Linked DNA regions of Homo sapiens: region 2 is linked to region 1. Evidence: chromatin loops called from intact Hi-C (ENCODE). Cell type or tissue: chondrocyte. All regions are shown on one strand. Each heading gives the region's core, and the rest is flanking DNA. Links, peaks and the distances in the headings are about the cores only.

Region 1 (10,315 bases), core at 1,206-9,205:
CTGTGTGCACAGAGCCACATGACGGGGGTGGGGTGGGGAAGAGACTGACAGATGTCGTTCTTGCACGGTGGCTCTGGCCCTCCCTGGGTGAGTTCTGCAGGCGAGGGAGGGGCTCAGAGCAGGAGGGCGCAGGTGTGCACCAGACGGGTCAGGATAGCCAGGTGAGGTGGCTGCCTCTGTGAGAGGGCGGGAGGACTCCTGGAGGGCCTCCCTAGGATGAAGCCTCTGGGGACAGGGAGGCGCATCCCTGGAGGGGTCGTCATTCTTCCCCAGAGGTTTGCATCTCACAGGCCTTTGCCATCTCCCCCCTCGGCTCCTTCCACTTGTTGAAGCCCACTCGTGGCTCTGAGGCTGCTGCTGACACAGGTCTCTTCTCGTGCCCCACAGACACCGTGTGAGTGGGTGTGACGCTCCGTGTACAGGGAGCACTCAGACAGAGCTGGAATGCCAGCTGGGACCTCGGAATCCACACTGTCTCCTTCCCATTTCCCCATCCATCCCTGGGAAGCATCTCGGCCCCCCAGGAGCATGGACAGCTCAGGCTCTCAGGCACCTGCCTGTCTTCCCACCAGCCGTCTCCCGCCCCAAGGGCTACACTGCCCCGTCCCACCCTTGTCCCTGTGTCCCTTTGTCTCTTAATGTGACTGGTACTCAGAGGAATGTTGGCAAGCACTGGTCCTTGGGCACATCGAGAGCTACTCTGCAGCCAGACACAGTGGCTCATGCTACTAATCATAGCACTTTGGGAGGCCAAGGCAGGAGGATCACTTGAGCCCAGGAGTGTGACCTGGGCAAGAAAGTGAGCCCCACCTCTATAAAAAATATAAAAATTAGCCGGATGTGTAGCATGCGCCTGTGGTCCCAGCTACACGGGAGGCCAAAGCAGGAGGATTGCTTGAGTCCAGGACTTCAAGGCTGCAGTGGCTTGTGTTTGTGCCATTGCATTTCAGCCTGGGCAACAAGCAAGACCCTGTCTCAAAAAAAAAAAAAAAAAAAAAGAACTGCCCTGCCAGGCGGCTTGGAGCCTTTCTTTTCTTTCTTTTTTCTTTCTTTCTTTCTTTTTTTTTTTTTTTTTTGAGACGAAGTCTCGCTTTTGTCCCCCAGGCTGGAGTGCAATGGCGCCATCTCGGCTCACTGCTACCTCTGCCTCCTGGGTTCAAGCGATTCTCCTGCCTCAGCCTCCCAAGTAGCTGGGATTACAGGCACCTGCCACCACGCCTGGCTAATTTTTGTGTTTTTAGTAGAGACGGGGTTTCACCATGTTGGCCAGGCTGGTCTCAAGCTCCTGACCTCAGGTTGATCCACCCGCCTCGGCCTCCCAAAGTCCTGGGATTACAGGCGTGAGCCACCATGCCCGGCCTTCTTTTCTTATCAGCTCCCAAAGCTGTCATTCCAGGGACTGAATCGTGTGGTCCTGAGGCACACTGGGAGAATTCCCAGAGCAGCAGACTTGAGTCAGCTCCTGCTTAATAGAAGGAGAGATTTTTGGGGCCAAAGAGCTCCTTTCATGTCACTAGAATTTCCTGCCAGTTTTTCTCACCTACTGGCCTATGCCGCACACATTCCCCTATTGGAAGGTGAGGTTTTGTTTGTGTTTAACCAGGCCCAGCACCCTTGTGCCCTATGTGACATGTGACATATTTGACATAGCAAAAAAGCTAGTCCTGTCATTTACCTTAGAAAAGTCCTTAGAGGGGCTGGGCGCAATAGCTCACGTCTGTAATCTCAGCACTTTGGGAGGCTGAGGCTAGCGGATCACCTGAGGTAAGGAGTTCAAGACCAGCCTGCTCAACATGGCAAAACCCCGTCTCTACTAAAAACACAAAAAATTAGCGGGTGTGGTGGTGGGCGCGTATAATCCCAGCTACTCAGGAAGCTGAGGCAGGAGAATTGAGGCTTGAACCCACGAGGCAGAGGTTGCAGTGAGTCAAGATTGCACCATTGCACTCCAGTCTGGGTGACAAGAGCGAAACTCCATCTCAAAAAACAGAGAAAAGTCCTTAGAGGGCGAGGCATGGTGGCTCACACCTGTAATCCCAACACTTTGGGAGGCCAAGGCAGGTGGATCACTTGAGCCCAGGAGTTTAAGACCAGCCTGGGTAACATGGCGGAACCTCGCCTCTACAAAACAGATAAAAATCAGCCAGGCATGGTGGCGCGTACCTTAGTCCCAGCTATTCAGGAGGCTGAGGTGGGAGGATTGCTTGAGTTCGAGAGGCAGAGACTGAAGTGAGCTGAGATAGCACCACTGCACTCCAGCCTGGGCGACAGAGTCAGACTTTGTTGTACTTAAGAGTTCTAGAAACCTCTAAGGTTCTTGGAAAAAAAGTTCACCTGCTTGGCCAGGCACAGTGGCTCACGCCTGTAATCCCAGCACTTTGGGAGGCCGAGATGGGAGGATCACTTGAGGTCAGGAGTTCGTGACAAGCCTGACCAACATGGTGAAACCCCGTCTCTACTAAAAATACAAAAATCAGCTGGGCGTGGTGGCGCATGACTGTAATCTCAGCTACTTGGGAGGCTGACGCAGGAGAATCACTTGAATCCAGGAGGCAGAGGTTGCGGTGAGCCGAGATCACACCATTGCACTCCAGCCTGGGCAACAAGAGTGAGACTCCAGTCTCAAAAAAAAAAAAAATTCACCTGCTCCTCCTGTTTTCCACGTGGCAGCGTGATGGTGATGGCACCAGACTGCCTGGGCTCGACTGCTCTGCCCCTTGCCATCCATTACCCATTACCCTCAACAAAAGAGCCAACCCCTCTCTGCCTCAGTTTCCCCATGTGGCTGACAAGGCTATTTAAGTCATTCCATTGTCATAATAATTCACTGACTTAATACATATAGTGTTTATTTTATTTTTCTTCCTTCCTTCCTTTTCTCTTTTTTTTTCATAGGTTCTTGTTCCATCAGCCCGGCTGGAGTGCAGTGGTGCAATCATGGCTCACTGCATCCTTAACCTCCTGGGCTCAAGTGGTCCTCCCACCTCAGCCTCTCACATAGCCGGGATTACAGGTGCGCACCACTGTGCCCAGCTAGTTTAAAACAATTTTTTGTTGAGACAGGGTCTCGCTATGTTGCCCAGGCTGGACTGGAACTCCTGGCCTCAAGTGATCCTCCTTTCTCAGCCTCTCAAAGTGTTGGGATTATAGGAGCGCACCATGTTGACTGTTTAGAATAGGGCCTGCCAGGCAAATACTCAATGTTAGCTGCTAGTACTGTGTTTTTTGTTTGTTGTTGTTTTGTTTTGTTTCATTGCTTTGAGACAAGGTCTCAGTCTGTTGCCCAGGCTGGAGTGCAGTGGTGCCATCACGGCTCACTGTAGCCTCGAACTCCTGGACTCAGGTGATCCTCCCACCTCAGCCTTCCAAGTAGTTGGGACTACAGGCACGCCACCATGCCCAGCTAAATTTTGAACTTTTAGTAGAGACAGGGTTTTGCCATGTTACCCAGGCTCCTCTCCAATTCCTAACCTCAAGTAATCCTCCAGCCTCGGCCTCTCAAAGTGCTGGGATTATAGGCATGAGCCACTGCACCTGGCCCTGATTTAAAATGTTTTTAAGTTGGCTGGGCGTGGTGGCTCACCCCTGTAATCCCAGCACTTTGGGAGGCCAATGTGGGCAGATTACCTGAGGTCAGGAGTTCGAGACCAGCCTGGCCAATATGGCGAAACCCTATCTCTATTAAAAATACAAAAAATTAGCGGGGAGTGGTGGCAGGCGCCTGTAATCCCAGCTACTCAGGAGGGTGAGCTACGAGAATCGCTTGAACCCGGGAGACGGAGGTTGCAGTGAGCCAAGATCGCGCCATTGCACTCCAGCCTGGGCAATAAGAGCGAAACTCCACCTCAGAAAAAAGAAAAAAAAATCTTTTAAAACTACCCTTTTGTATTAATTTGATTCCAATATCTTACGCACCTTATGTGCCAGCACCGCAAAACAGTACTGTGAAGTCAGCCACATTTTCCCCATTCCAAAGAAGAGGAGGTTGGTGCTCAGAGAGGTTACGCCCAAGTCGCACCATGAGAGGGGGCGTGGGCTGGGATCCAACCTGAGCCTGTGTGGTTCTACCCCTCATTCTGCCTCATGCCTGGACATAAGCAGCTGCCAGGAGAGGACCATAGGAATTGGGCTGGGGCTCTGGAGCCCAGATTGGGCTCCGCAGCCCATTGCCTGTGAGATCTTGGGCAGCCACATAACCTCTCTGTTTCCCAAGTCCTCATTTGTAAATGAAGGAAGTAGAGGAACTCTGAGGCCCTGGGTCTCGCCAGACCTCCTGACTCAGATCCCCGCAGGTGGTGCCTGTGGCTGCAGGTCTAACAAAACCCCAGCAACTCTGCCGCACGCCGTGTTGGGAGCCCCTGGCTGAGCTGGCCTGTGGGCCCTTTCCCGAGAGGAGAGGCAAGTGGCAGGGCCCTGGCTGCACCTGTCCCAGAGTCCGTGTTTGGCAGAGCCTGGCCTGCAGGACAGGTCAGGGAGGTTGCAGAGAGGAAGGTGAGGGGCTGGGCATGGGAGGCCTCCCTGCAGCTCTGAAGCGGGCACCTCTGTCCCTGAGAATGGTTCCTGCAGAGGGGCAAGACTCCCTTTGCCCTTAGTGGGTTCCTCCCGCCCATCACACAGGACGTTGACAGTACTTCACAGCCCCGGGGACACCCTCCGGCATCCTTCCAGCAGAGACCAGACTGTCCCCGAGTCCTGTGGCGTCTAAATGGGCAGGCGGTGAGGACACTCCTGCAGGGGTCCCACCAGCCCCTTCCCTCCGGGGGCTGGGGTGCAGGCACTAAGGCAGGCCCCGCTTTCCTCCCTCCCCTTGTGCTTGGGGTGAGGGGCACACTGCACTTTGGTGGCTATTCTGCAGCCCCAGCCTTCAGCCCGGGTTCCCTGGCCTACCTGGCAGTGTCCTTGAATACAGAAACCTGGCAATCCCCGCCCTCCTCCCTCAGCCCCCGGGTCCGATTCTTTCTCGTCCACTAGGGGGAGCCAGTGCACACAGCTCGGCCTCCCTCGGGGCTCCTTTAGGAACCACCTGGCGCTGGTGCTGGCGCTGGACTGAGCTGTGGGCTGAGCTTTGGGCTGAGCACTGGGCGGCCGCTGTCCCTTTGGATTCTCCTACCTGTCATGATCTCCGTATTTTTTGTTTTTGCCACGGTAACTTGAATTATTTTGATTTCACAAAATAAACGACATTGAAAATACATGAATACTTATTTCAAGACTTTCAAATTGTCATAAAATAACATAAAATATCTTCGGTTTGGCTGAATACATAACTTTCCTTTTCCAGTAACAACATAATTCTTTACCCACATTAATAGTTGTATATCTTGGCCAGGCACGGTGGCTCATGCCTGTAATCCCAGCACTTTGGGAGGCCAAGGCGGGCGGATCACGAGGTCAGGAGATCGAGACCATCCTGGCTAACATGTTGAAACCCCGTCTCTACTAAAAATACAAAAATTAGCCAGGCGTGGTGGTGTGCACCTTAATCCCAGCTACTTGGGAGGCTGAGGCAGGAGAATCACTTGAACCCAGGAGGCGGAGCTTGCAGTGAGCCGAGATCACACCACTGCACTCCAGCCTGGGTGACAGAGCGAGACTCCATCTCGAAAAAAAAAAAGTTGTATATCTTAAACATATACAATAAAGAAATAATACTGTCCTCCAAAATAAAACTCAAATGATATATTTATGGCAAAAACCAAACCTAGACTATCATAAAGAAGGCGGGGATTACAGGCTTCTTATAAAGGCGTGCTCGCATCCATCTGTCAATGATCCCCACTTTGCAATTCATGCTGAGCCTTGTTACTAATAGCAGTCGTCACAGCGAGCATGTCCACCAGACGTCAGGCAGTGGACTAGACCTGCAAATAGCCTTGCATTGTCTTCCGCCCTCACTTAGGAGGGAGAACCCCCACTTTCAGACCCAGGCCCTGAGAGGGAGTGAATTGCCCTGGGGCACAAGAGGAGGGAGAAGACGGAGTTGCTGCACCTGGTCAGGGCATGTCTGGCCTTGTGGCTGCGCTGCTCCCTGGGGTCCGAGAGACTGTCCTGGAGACAAACCTGGAGAGCCTCATTGGTTCCTCTCCTTAGAAGAGGTGGCCAAATGTGAAGCCACCACTGACCCCAAAACCGCGAGCAACTGAGGCTGCCCTGGGGCAGGCTTCAACCTCAGAGCTGCTCTCTCTGTGCCAGTGGCTTAGTGCCCCCTGTCTAGCCTGCATCCCCCAAAAGCGCTTCTTGGCACTTCCGCGCTATCTCCTATATGCAAATTCAGGGCAGATGTAAATTGGAGGCAGATATTTATTTTTATGCAGATGAGCCACTCCAGCGTGTTTGGTGCATTGGAGATCTCGTGAAAGCAAAATATCTCCCGGCGTGCGCTGCTTGTGTTATGTTCGGGTTTTAAGTCGTGTCAGCGTTTACATTTTCTTAATATGAAAAATGCCTGCATTGTTCTGCCGCCAACTCCCCCTCCCTCCCTGCAACCCTCGGCCTCTCTGCTGGCGCCTAATCGTTCTTTATTCTCTTGCTTCTGCTTTCTTAGTCACAAGTTTGGGAAGAAAGTCATCTATTTCAACTACCTGAGTGAGCTCCACGAACACCTTAAATACGACCAGCTGGTCATCCCTCCCGAAGTTTTGCGGTAAGTGCCTGTTAGACCCCAGAAGCCGCATCAATACATCTTCGTGCTTCCAAAGGGCTTGGTTCAGTCCCATGAATGTTTAAGGCTTGATTTCCAAATGTGTGCTTGGCTAGATTTGGCTCAGAAATCTGCGGCATCGACAAAGATCCGCAGCAAAAGGTGCTAACTGCTGACTCAGAGAAATGAAATGGCAAAGGTTGTATACAGGACGGGATGTTTTCCTCGCCCACCATTGCAAAACTGATTTAAAAAATAAGCCCTAACATGGCAACGGCCGTTTGTTGCCTTGGTGTTTACCGTTTTTGCTTTTGAGCAGAAAATTAGGAGAATTTCCCAGGCGTGTGGATAACGCTGTGTACAGAATGAAGTGTTCTCAGGGACGTCACGGGTGCTCTAGAAAACGACCTGTCTCCTGGATGCTGAAAGCTTAATTGGTGTGTCTGCTACAAGGCTTAAATGTAGGCCCAGATGAATAGAGGCTGCCCAGAAAGGCGTATGCCACACAGCCAGTACAGGGCGCGGCCAGATCCAGCCTGGGTCTCTGGACCCCCAGCCTGGGTTCCCTCTGCCCCTGTGTCTCCCTCTCTGAGGCGCTCCTTTGAAGGAGCAGGCCCTTGCCAAAGTACGTGCAGGGAAGGCTGGTAGCCTTGCAGGGGTAATGGAGATAATAACTTCTCTCCGGACGCCAAGTCACATGGCAGGTGCTGGGATATAGAGGTGTTTAGGGAGTGTGGTCTCTGCCCTCATGACACTCTCAGACTAGTGAGGGCCACAAATCAGTGATGACAGGGGCCAGAGGAGGCACAGAACCCAGCTGGGGAGGGGACTGGTGTGTGGGGGTAATCCAGGAAGACTTCTAGGAGGAGGTAGCTCTTAAAGTGAGTTTCACAGGGACAGTTGGCTAGATGAAGAGGCCAGGGAAGCACATTTCCAGCAGAGGGAAGCCCTCCTGCAAACATATGGGTGAAATATTGGGAGATCTGGAGGCAGTGAGAAGTCCCATGTGATCAGGCAGAAGTTGGTGAACGTGAAGCTGGAGGTCACCTTGGGCCGGGAGTCCTTGGTGCCAAGCAGAGGAGAGTGAACTGGACCTGGAGGCCATGAGAGGATGATGGGAATCCCTGGTCGCCCGTGGGCCCTGGCAAGACCCCACTCCCAGACCTCACTAAAGTGATCCGGGGGAGTCCATGGAGACGGCTCAGAAGATGTATTTGTAGCAGCTCTGTGGTGGAAGTGATTTGGTCTGGTGACAAAGGGTAACTCACATCCTCCTGTGTGGGAGAGTGATTTGGGGATGAAATGGACGGCATCTGTGAAACACGCAGCTCCGGCTTCTCAGTGGGTACTGGGTGCAGTCTAGGGCCTCTGGAATGTGCAGGTGGCTGGCAACACTGAGGGTGCAGGGTCCTGTGAGTCAGAGGGGATGAGGTTTGGGAGAGGGGCTTGGGCTTGGGCATTGGGAGCTCCTGAACTTACTCAGTAGGCAGCCGGCACCCCTGTTCCATAGCCATGCAGCAGAACCCCAGAGGACACGTCCAATGCTGATGCTTTTAAATGAGCAGCTTCTAGACTGGGGGTGGGGCTGAGTCTGGATTTTCTCCACCCCCACATACTTCCTGGTGGGTGCTGCGAGCACCAGAGGCTGAGACCCACTGGCACAGCGGCAGGGCAGGGCCTTGGGGTGCTGAATCCTGGCTGTCATCCCAGCTTGTGACCTGGGGCATGTCACCAGACCTTGACAAGCCTCAGTTTCCCAATCTGTAAAGTAGACAAAATAACCCCTCTACAGTAGGCCCCTCATGAGGGACCGAGACATCTCTGGGGAGCCACTTGGGGCGCAGAGCGCTGTGATTAACTCACAAAAAACAACCGCACGTGGTAGCAGCTCACACGTGCTTGGCTGGCCAGGCTCAGTCCAGTGCACCACCTTCTCCGCAGACCTTTCCTGCATTGTCGGGTGCCTAACCCTGCACCATCTTGTGTCACTGACTGCCTCACTCCCGAGCTGCCAACTAATGGTCATGTGCCCCCCCATCCTGTGGCCGGGTCCCTGCTGTATGCACAGTGCCCGGCACATAGTAGGGCTTCAATACGTATTTGCCTGTGTTAAGGAAGGACTGTTACCTGAGCACAGAGGGTCTTTTCTTTTCTTTCTTCTTCTTTTCTTTTTTTTTTTTTTTTGAGATGGAGTCTTGCTCTATCGCCCAGGCTGGAGTGCAATGGCGCAATCTCGGCTCTCTGCAACCTCCACCTCCTGGGTTCAAGTGATTCTCCTACCTCAGCCTCCCGAGTAGCTGGGATTACAGGTGTGCACAACCATGCCCAGCTAATTTTTGTATTTTCAGTAGAGATGGGGTTTCATCATGTTGGCCGGGCTGGTCTCAAACTCCTAACCTCAAGTGATCCACCTGCCTCGGCCTCCCAAAGTGTTGGGATTACAGGCGTGAGCCACCGTGCCGAGCACAGAGGTTCTTTTCACCCGAAGGCTTTAACCACCTCCTTCAGAGTTTATCCATCCTTTTCAGAGTCCATCTGTTCATTCATGGGTTTCTTGTTTCATTCAACAAATATTTTAATTGAGCATCTAGTAGGCAGCAAGCCCTTTCCAGGCACTGGGGATAAAGTAATTAACAAAAGGGACGAGGTTCCTTTAGCATTACCGGCCAGCTCTCGTCTTAAATTCAGACACTTGCGAGAGCTGAGGGTGGTCACGCCCACCTTGGGGCTGACCGCATGGTAAGCAGGTGAGGCTGCTCTGCTGGCCAGGGGCCTCAGGAGAGACTGGACATTTGCTGGAGGTTGGACTACTGCCTCTTATGCGAACAGCCCACAGCAATGGGGGATTGTGACTGTGTGTATGTGAGTGTGTGTGTGAGCTGGCAGTGTGGCACGTGCGCCCAGAGGGATGAGATGCCCAGGTGTCCTGCAGGTGGGGCATCCAGCCCCACCCAGCGCCTCCGTGGCTGCCAGCTGCCCCTGCCAGGTGAGATCCCAGCCTCTGTTGTGTCTACAGGTACGATGAGAAGCTCCAGAGCCTGCACGAGGGCCGGACGCCGCCTCCCACCAAGACACCACCGCCGCGGCCCCCGCTGCCCACACAGCAGTTTGGCGTCAGTCTGCAATAGTAAGTGAGCCGGGGATGTGCCTGCTCCTATGCCCTGGAGCCCTGGGAGCTGTGGGGCGCTTCTGGGTCCAGAAATATTTTCCCCAGACGTTTGTCTCCAGCAGCCAAGCTGAACCCTGCAGGAAAGATAAAGCCTGAGCTCATCACTGAGGCCGTGGCTCGCTGCTCAGTGCCTGGTTGGGGGGGCGCGTGCTCGCTGCTCGGTGCCTGGTTGGGGGGCGCATGCTCGCTGCTCGGTGCCTGGTTGGGGGGCGCGTGCTCGCTGCTCGGTGCCTGGTTGGGGGGCGCGTGCTTGCTGCTCCGTGCCTCGTTGGGGGGGCGCGTGCTGGGTGCCTGGTCGGGGGGGTGCGTGTCACTGCTCTGTGCCTGATTGGGGGGACCGGCAGTGGGTAGTGGATGGGGGTCTCTGGGGTTCCCGCCCCAGCTTCCATCACTGCTGCCCCCTGCCCTCCGGGTACACAGACACTTCCCACCACCTTCAAGGAGGGCGTGGTCATGGGATGTGCTTAGGTGTAGGTGTGGGGTGTGTCGTGCTAGGAGGAAGCTTC
Region 2 (9,311 bases), core at 1,197-9,196, 610 kb after region 1:
GGTCACTCGGACCATCTTCTTTAATGTCTTCACCTGCTTAGGCCATCGAGTCAGTGGAAAGGAAAAAGCAAGAGAAAAAGCAAGAACAAGAGGACAACTTGGCCGAGATCACCAACCTCCTGCGTGGGGACCTGCTCTCCGAGAACCCGCAGCAGGCAGCCAGCTCCTTCGGGCCCCACCGCGTGGTCCCTGACCGCTGGAAGGGCATGACCCAGGAGCAGCTGGAGCAGATCCGCCTAGTCCAGAAGCAGCAAATCCAGGAGAAGCTGGTGACTGCCCCGCCCCTTTTTCCAGAGCCCATAGAGCCAGGCTCTTTGCTCCCACTGCCTTCCAGGCACAAATGTAGTTGTAGCAGGCCTTGTGCTCTGCCCTAGCACCTGCCCTCAAGGAGTTTCCCTTCTAGTCGGTGGGAGACAAGAGCCAGATAGTGTCACACCCGTATGATGTGGCATTAGGAGTAGGAGTGCCAAGATAGAGGACAGTAGAATGGGAAGACATTGAAGCAAAGACCCAAAAGAGGGTAGGGAGGGAGCCATGTGTCTACCTGGGAAAAGGGCGACCGGGCAGGGTGAGCTGCAAGGGCAAAGGCCTTGAGGCAGGACCCTGCCAGACCTGCTCAGAGAAGGGCGTGGAGCCTGGTGACTAGAGTGGAGTGAGGAGAGGGGCAGGTACGGAGGCCTCAGAGGCAGACGGTCGAGGTCCTGGCAGTCCACTGGGGAGGACTTTGGCTTCTTCTGTGACGGAGACGGGGAACTCTGCAGGGTTTTGGACAGAGAAGTGACAGGATCTGACTTAGGTTGAACAGGATCCCCAGCGTGATCCCCCTGGATTGAGGGCAGACACTAGGGGCTGAGGGGGAAGGAAGGAGATCTCCAGGAAGGCCTTTGCAGTGTTCACAGCGAGAGGTGATGCTGGCTGGGACCACGGGGCAGGCAGTGGGGGTGCTGAGCAATGGTCAGATTCTGGATCTGTTTTGAAGGTAGAGTCGACAGGATTGGATGCATGATTGGGTGGGGACGTGTGAAAGAGAGGAGTTAAAGGCGACTCTAGGTCCTGTGGCCTGAGCAACTAGAGGGATGGAATTGGCATTTCCAGAGATGGGGAAGGTGGTGGGAGGAGCAGGTTGGTGGGTGGGGAGGGGTGGAAATCAGAGTTACAATTTTGGATACGTCAAGTGTGCAAAGTCCATTAGATATCTGTATCTATTAGGATTACATTTGCCTGAATGTGGCAGAAAACCACACATAACAGCATCTTAAACAAAATAGAACTTTCTCTCTTGCAAGTAGACTAAATCCTCAGGAAAACAGTCCAGGGCTGGTATGGCAGCTCTGTGGTCATTGACTGATGTCCTGCTATCCTTGGCTCCTGGCTCTCACTTCTTAGTGCAAGATGGCTGCTTGAGCACCAGCCATCACATGCATAGTCCAGCTACCAGGAAGGAGGAATGGAGAACACTCTAAGGAGATTTCCACTTACATTTCACTGGACAACACTTAGTCACAAGGTTGCCCCTAACTCTAAAGAAGTCAAGGAAATGCGTTTATTCCAGACAGTGAAGTGCTGGTGATTGTTTTACTAAAGAAGAACGAAAAATGGTTACTGGGAGACAAGTAGTATTTTCTGCCACAATCTCCAATTAAAGCCCAGGAGGCAGCTGGATATGTAACATAGGGCTCAGAACAAGGTCTGGGCCAGAGGCATAAATGTGAGTCGTCACCTACAGAGAGAATGTATGCATGTATTTTGAGACAGTCTCACTCTATCACCCTGGCTGGAGTGCAGTCATGCAGTCTCGGCCCACTGCAACCTCTGCCTCCTGAGTTCAAGCGATTCTCCTGCCTCAGCCTCCCCAGTAGTTGGGATTACAGGCATGCACCACCACACCCAGCTGCTTTTTGTATTTTTTGTAGAGGTAGGGTATCGTCATGTTGGCCAGGCTGGTCTCAAACTCCTGGTCTCAAGTGATCCACCCACCTCAGCCTCCCATAGTGCCGGGATTACAGGCGTGAGCCACCATGCCCGGCCCTACAGAGAGTATTTAAAGCTGAGGACTGAGTCCTGCTCCCACCTCCCCAGCACCCCCCTTCTCACCACCACTGTTGATAAAGAGCAAAGGCATCTGAGAAGGGGCCGCCAGGGAGGTGGACAGATGCAAGCCGTGGTTTCCTGGAGGCCAAGTGAGGAAAGGTGTTTGGGAGGGAAGGAGAGGGGAACCCCTGGGTCAAACGCTGCTGCCATGCTCAGGCTAAACGCTGGATCCAGCACCATGGCAGTCACCAGGGACCCTGTCAGGAAGGAGCATGTTTGGCAGAGGAGTGGGGCTGCCAGCCTAATGGGCTCAAGAGAGAACAGGCAGGAAACGAATGGAGATGGCACATGCAGACAGCACTTACAAGGCGTTTGCTGTAAAGGGTGCAGAGAAATGGAGTAGGAGCTGGTGGGGGCCATGAGGTGAAGGGAAAGTTTTTGTTTGTCTTGATTGTAGAAATAACAGCATGCTTGTCATTCAGCCGGAGTGATGCAGTAGAGGGGGAAATTGATGCCAGAGGAGAGACTTGCTGGAGCCGTGTCCCTGGGCTGCAGGAGAGCGAGGGACATGGAGTGCTAGTTGAGGGCTTGGTGTGGCCTCTGGGAGCTCAGAGCCATCACTGGAGTCACGGGAAGGGGCATCAGGGCGGGAGCTTGCGGGTGAACAGAATTGAGACCTGAGTTGATCTGTACTGGGGGCTGTGGCTCAGGACCACTGAAGTGACCGTCATTTTCTACCTTTTAGAAGTAGAACTGAGCAGGGCCGGGGGGAGTTAGTGCTAAGTGGTCATCTAGAAGAGCTGGAGAGGGAACAGCCTGGAGGAAGGGGACAGGATGGTCAGACAGTGCCCAGGGCCCACTAGGGGGTCATAGTCAGATGACTGGGTCACCCCATAGGTCTGGGTCACCCCATAGTCTGGGTCACCCCAGAGAGCACTGTCAGGGTGTCCCCCACCATGCTTAGCCAGATTCATTGTGGTCACCGCCTGCCTGATCAAGTGAAGGACTCAGGGGGCCGAGGGTATTGGCCTGGGAGCATCTGCCATGAGACGAACCAGGGGGCCAGAGAGAGATTGGAAAAGTGGCGGCCAGCAGACTGGAGGTCACACTTTGCGGGGGGCATAATCATTGGAATCAGGGACTTGGAGAGAGAGTGGAAGAGACAGGTTAGAGCAGTGAGACTGTTATTGGTAATGACAACGGAAGGGTGGAGGGTCCCAAAGGGAGGGTCTCCGGACCCACAGCATCGGCCGGGTGGGGCCTGCAGTCTGTGGTTTCGAAAGCCCCCAGGGGATTCTGATGCCTACTCAAGTTTGAGAACCACTGGTAGGGTGTGCCCAGTGGGTGAGAAGGTGAAGCCGGGACTAGATCTTTGGAGAGGAGGCAGGAGAGCTGAGCAGCTGGGGACAAGAGAGGGCTGTCTCTGTGTGTGCTGAAACCACTGAGAATCCTGGCAGGAGAGATCTGGAGAGGGTCTCAAACCTGCAAAGAGTGGGTGGAAGAGGCCAGGCTGGGGTGGCAGGTGCCATAGTTGGTGTAAGCTTCTGATCTGGTGGGTCTGGGGAGGAGGAGGGACAGTGGCGGTGGCGTGGACCAGGGCATGAGGAGTGGGTGGGGCAGCTCGTCCACCTGCTTCCCTGCAGGCCAGAGGTGCACATGTGTGGGAGGCTGCAGTGGGGCCGGGACCTGGGCAGGCAGGGGGCGTGAAGTTCAGGAAGTAGTCCAAGGTGGAAAGGGCGCCGGGGCTGGAATGGGGGTCCAGGGCCCTGCTCTGTGCTTCAGGACTGCCGCTCTGCCTGGACCATCTGGCACAGGAGATCGGCCGGCCATCCTGAAAGCAGTATTGCTGTCTAGTTTTCATTTTTTGTAGAAAATTAAGAAGACAGAAAAGCACAAAGGGGGAAAAACACACATGAAACCTCCCCACTCAGAACTACTGCCCGCTTCCTTTCTGGGTCCTTGCCTCCATCCCCTTTTCTATGCTTGGAGGTAACTGGGAAAGTTGAGATCTCACCTCAAACAGCTGGGCTGTCTGCTTTGCTCTTAGCCCGGGTGAGTGTGTCCCATGCCATTCCCTGTTTGCCACCAAGCAGCTTGTGTGATGACCCTGGGCTCCTGAGAGCAGCCTGGCTTTACAGCGGGGGACACTGAGGTTCATGAGAGCAGGGTGACTTGCCTCGTGGGTGACAAAGCCCGCCAGCCTGCCTTCAGTCCCAGGATGGGGCCGCCCAGACCCCCGTGCCACTCACCGGACACATCCTTGCTTATTTGGCGGGAGGAGGCTCTGCCCTAAAAATGGCAAACGTGGGCAAAGGGGACTCGTCTTCAGCCCTAACAAAGCTGACAACACACGGGGAAGTACCCCTTCCTCCACACAAATCCAGCTTCCTCTTCCAGGGCTCCAGAGTTTTCACAGTGAGGAGGGCAGTGAGGAATGAGCTGAAACATAGCAACTCAGGGGTTGGGGTGCCCCTCTAGGACCATAACCTTCCTGTCACCGGGTGAGGCTGTGGTGTCTGCATGTTCTGGAAGCTGCCCAGGTGATCTGCGTTCAGCTGTGGGGCAGCCGGCCATGGCTCATGGAGGTGGCATCTGACAGCTGACTGAGCCAGGGAGCCCCCTGAGGACCTGAGAAGGAAGACTCTGGGCCCAGCCTGCACCTGGGAGCCCTGCACCCCGGAGCTGGGAGTGGAGGCTGCTGTAGGAATTGAGTCCCTGCTGTGCCTTTAGGAGAAGGAGGACGGCCAGCACCTCCTGACGGGGGAGGGCAGCTGGGCCACATGGAATGAGGGCAGGCTGGGGGTCTCCTCTGGCTTCCTGCATGACATCGGTCACCTACCTGCTCGTCCTCTGAGCCTCAGTTTCCCCATCTGTAGAATGAGAGGCCAGGCCTCCTAGATAATCCCCTGGGGTTCTTTGGCTCTGGGGAAAGGTGGTGGTGAGCCGCCTCTTTTCCTTCCAGAGGCTCCAGGAAGAAAAGCGCCAGCGAGACCTGGACTGGGACCGGCGGAGGATTCAGGGGGCTCGCGCCACCCTGCTGTTTGAGCGGCAGCAGTGGCGGCGGCAGCGCGACCTGCGCAGAGCTCTGGACAGCAGCAACCTCAGCCTGGCCAAGGAGCAGCATTTGCAGTGAGTGCTGGGTGGGACCAGGGCCAGGTGGGGGACCGGGTGGAGGGACCGCGGGGCTGTGGAGGTCAAGGACGAGGAGGGGGCAGGAGGGGAAACACCCCGCCCTGGTGGTCCTCATCTGGACACTGTGGACCTCAAGTGGGCTGGCTTGGGTTGACAGACCCATGGGCCACAGGTCACTGCTGTCCACACGGGGTGCATGGGTGGAGGGCACCGGAAAGCCCCAGGGAAGAGCACTGAGTCTGCTGGGGGAGTCAGGAAGGCTTCCTGGAGGAGGCTTCATTGGTGAGACCCAGGAGGAGGATGGCACTGCCTATTCAGGGACGGCTTTCCAGGTAGAGAGAGGGGCTCCTGGGCTGCCCCAGAAAAGCCTGGAGTCTCTTGGTTATAGACAGGACTCCAAGAGTTCAGAGCTCCAGCTACAAGAAGATGTCAAATGCAAGCAAACAGGTGAACTTGCACCTGAAAAACACAGTATTTATTTACTTATTTATCTAGCTCTTGGCTTAAACTCAGGGGGGACCCAGGAATATTTTCTCCAATCCGATATCTGGTTGCTTGTGGGTCCATCTGTTATCACTTCTGCTGAAGGCCTAAAAGGAGCATTAAGAGTGATCTGAGGGCTGGGCTCGGTGGCTCACGCCTGTAATCCCAGCACTTTGGGAGGCTGAGGCGGGCGGATTATGAGGTCAGGAGTTTGAGACCAGACTGGCCAACATGGTGAAACTAAAATAAAACTAAACTAAAAAGACAAAAATTAGCCAGGCATGGTGGCACACAGTTGAAATCCCAGCTACTGGGGAGGCTGAGGCAGGAGGATGGCCTGAGCCCAGGGGCTGGAGGCTGCAGTGAGCAATGATCGCACCACTGCACTCCACCCTGGGTGGCAGAGAGAGATGTTGTCTCTAAAAACAAGAAAAGAATGATCTGAGAAATCAAACAGGGTGAACACCCACGGAGATTTAATTTTCTTATGTCCCCAAATGTTACTGGTGTAAGTCCCTAATCTAACTGCAGTGTAATTAAAAAGTGACCCTCGCCGCTGAGGAGCGGTTGAGATGGATCATTTTGGGGGGCTCATTAGGTATGAAACGTATTCTGTATTTTGGGGATAACACACTAATAAAAAGTTTGTGTGCCTTTTCAAAAAAAAAAAAAAGAAAGAATAGGAAGTATACACATTTGCTGACCTTTTTTTTTTCTCATTTTGTTATCAGGAAAAAATATATGAATGAAGTCTATACAAATCAACCCACGGGAGACTATTTCACACAATTTAATACAGGAAGTCGATAATGAGGAACACACCCTTGTTCCCGTCATTCACGTATAAAGAGTGGCTACCTTAAAGAGTCACGTTTCTTTTTTAAAGATACACTCCTTGGGCCACAAGTACCCTTCAGCTGTAATCGTCCACTGTGGACAAAACATTTATCTAACCTCTCCCGTGTATTTCTGTGAGGAACATTCGTTTCTGTTCAACTCAGCTCAGCGAAGGTCTTGAGTGGGGCTCTAGGAAGTAGCTCCACACGGGCCTGCTCAGGGCCACCCTAGAGAGAGGTGGTATTTAAGGTGGTATTTAAGGTGGGCCTGTGTTCCGCACAGACTCTAGGTTCAGCTGCAGTAATCGTTACTGCTGCCAAATGCGAGCTCTGTGCAAATCCAAACACTTCATGTAGAATTCACTAATGTGATTCTCACAACAGCTGGTGGTGCGTATTTTTACTACTCACATTTTCTAGTTGAATAACCTGAGTTACAGACACGTTAAGTGACTTGGCGAGGTCATACCCCCAGGAAGTGTGGGCGCTTGGGATTGAACCCAAGGATAAGTGGCTCTCAGGCACTTCACTCGGCCAGCTCCTACAGCTGACCTGAAACAGCAGTGGCCTTGACACAACAGAGGCTCGGCCAGGCACTATGGCTTACGCCTGTAATCCCAGCACTTTGGGAGGCTGAGGTGGGCGGATCATGAGGTCAGGAGTTCAAGACCATCCTGGCCAACATGGTGAAACCCCGTCTCTACTAAAAATACAAAAATTAGCCGGACGTGGTGGTGCGCGCCTGTAGTCCCAGCTAGTTGGGAGTCTGAGGCAGGAGAATTGCTTGAACCCAGGAGGTGGAGGTTGCAGTGAGCCAAAATTGCGCCACTGCACTCCAGCCTAGCGACAGAGCAAGACTCTGTCAAAAAAACAAACAGACAAAAACAAAACCAGAGGCTAATTTCTGCTCTCATAGAAGTGCAAGCTCATATGGTGGCTCTGCTGAGGCTCCTTCCAGCTTGTGGCTCTGTCCTCTCCGCTGCCACACGCAGCTCCTGTCTTGTGGTCCAGGATGCTGCTCCGGCCTCCACCATCCTGCCACGCTCTGGCCAGCAGCGAGGAGGAAAGGCAAAAAAGAAGGGGGTCGGCATGCTACTTCTCCATGACAACATGGAGACATGGCATGGAAAGTGCATTTCACCTCCGCTTGTATCGCATGGAGCAGAATTCAGTCATGTGACCACACCTACGTGAATGGAGGCTGGGAAGCTTAGCTGGCTGACCGTGTGACCAGACCATCATTCTACAACTGTATACAAATGAAGTAATACATATTAGGGGACAACTAGCTATCTGCTGCAGGCCACACTTGAAGAGTGACTTGGAAATTGCCAGGCAGGAGGTGTGGGGAGGCATTTTCCACTGAGAGTGGGGACTAAGTCCAGCCCTGTCCTTGAGGTCAAGGACAGGATTTCTGGCCCCAAAGCCTAGAAATCACTGGGTTCCCCCACCCCAGTTAACCTCTTCCTCCTCCACATGGGTTTCTTGTGGGGCCATATACCCAGGGCCATTGACAGATGGCAGCTCTTGGCATGTTATCCTTAGCTGAGATAGAGCTGGATACTCCAGTGCAGACAGCTTAGCTCACTTTACCCTCCGTCTAAATGCCCCTCTGGTTCTTCCCATGCTCAGACCCTTCACTGGCTGACGTTTCACCTGAGCCTCAGGATCGGTAGGGTTTTTAGGTGGACAGAGTGGGGCTGGACTTGCTAGCAGGCATAAACAAAGGCACTGCGGTGTCCAGGAGAGAAGTGGCAGGGCAGTATCCGCTGAGGTGGGTGTGTAGAGGGCCTGGGGTCTGGTGTGGGGTGGGGGTGGAAGGAAGAGGTGTGTGGCCAAGGTGTGAGGAGCAGGCGGGCCGACGAGGAAGGCTGCAGACTTTATCCTGAAGGCAAAAGGGGAGCTTGGAGAGAGTTGTCGGCCAGGCAGAGAGGGCTGGGTGTGCTCTAGCAGCCCAGCAGGCTCAGGCCACCCAGGGGCTGCCAAAAGGGAGGCAAGGCTTTGCAGACAGACTTTATGCCTCCCTCTGGATCCAGGCCCACACGGGCTCCCAGGCAAAGCATTTGAACAAATGACCACACTGAAGACGTTGTTCAAATTCACAGTCGATCAAGTAATGCTGCCACCCCCAGGCTGGTGTGGGACCACGGGTGGGACCCAGGGGACTGCCTCAGGACCTGTAACTAGAGTGTGGATTGTGATGTAAAGCCAGAGAGGGGAGGGCGAGAGTCGGTTTGTTAGCACGCCCTGTGTACCAGGCTCCCACTGGGCCTCTTGGGCAGGTGGTCTCTTTAAACTGCCCCCATCGCACCGCTGGAAAGCAGCTGCTTAGCCTCGTTTTGCATCCACAAAATGAAGGACCTCACTGTTCTCACTGCACCAGGCAGGGCCACCATGCGGATCCCAGGGCTTCAAAACTCTCAGCCAGCTGCTCACCCCTTGTTTCCTGAACTGGAGCTGCGTATTTTCACAGTGACTAACGGTAACACGGACACTCCCTGTAGGGAAAGGGGTTCGGGGTGTACTCATTTCCCAGGCTGCCATTAACAAATGCCTGCAGACTGAGTGGCTTAACCAGGAGAAACTTAGAGTTCCTCGAGGTGCTGGAGGCCAGAAGTCCAAATTGAGGTGTAGGCTGTGTTGCTTCCCTCTGAGGCTGCGAAGAAGGATCTGTTCCGGGCCTCTGCCCCAGCTCCTGGTAGTTTGCTGGTGATCTCTGGTGTTCCTTGGCTTGTACATGCATCACTCTGATCTGTGCCTTCCTCTTCCTGTGGTCTTCCCTGTGTGCGTGTATGTGTCCAAATTTCCCCTTTTCATAAGGACACCAGC

Evidence for each region. Peaks named below come from ENCODE experiments on the same cell type or tissue, not always from the same donor. Only the 100,000 strongest peaks of a DNase experiment are listed, where the experiment ranks them.
Region 2: a loop joins it to region 1, with 4 times the contacts of the local background. A loop is called at or near these places in 1 of 110 quality-filtered maps.

Annotation. Positions count from the first base shown.
Region 1 is chr22:44,815,827-44,826,141 of GRCh38, forward strand. It overlaps PRR5-ARHGAP8 (PRR5-ARHGAP8 readthrough), which reads left to right. Exons shown (of 15, transcript NM_181334.6): 9 at 6,545-6,643; 10 at 9,657-9,767. ARHGAP8 (Rho GTPase activating protein 8) reads left to right here. Exons shown (of 12, transcript NM_181335.3): 6 at 6,545-6,643; 7 at 9,657-9,767. Among named protein-coding and RNA genes, the nearest start is that of ARHGAP8, 68 kb to the left of the region's middle. RefSeq lists an enhancer at 1-593 and a silencer at 4,949-5,048. In chondrocyte, for the core only: CTCF peaks have their summits at 4,963 (motif pointing right) and 5,180; no DNase peak of the experiment used is centred there.
Region 2 is chr22:45,425,907-45,435,217 of GRCh38, forward strand. RIBC2 (RIB43A domain with coiled-coils 2) reads left to right here. Exons shown (of 7, transcript NM_015653.5): 5 at 42-269; 6 at 4,994-5,160; 7 at 6,378-6,603. The coding sequence ends at 6,456. Among named protein-coding and RNA genes, the nearest start is that of RIBC2, 17 kb to the left of the region's middle. In chondrocyte, for the core only: no CTCF peak of the experiment used is centred there; DNase peaks (open chromatin) are centred at 3,635, 4,225, 4,675, 5,255 and 1 weaker place.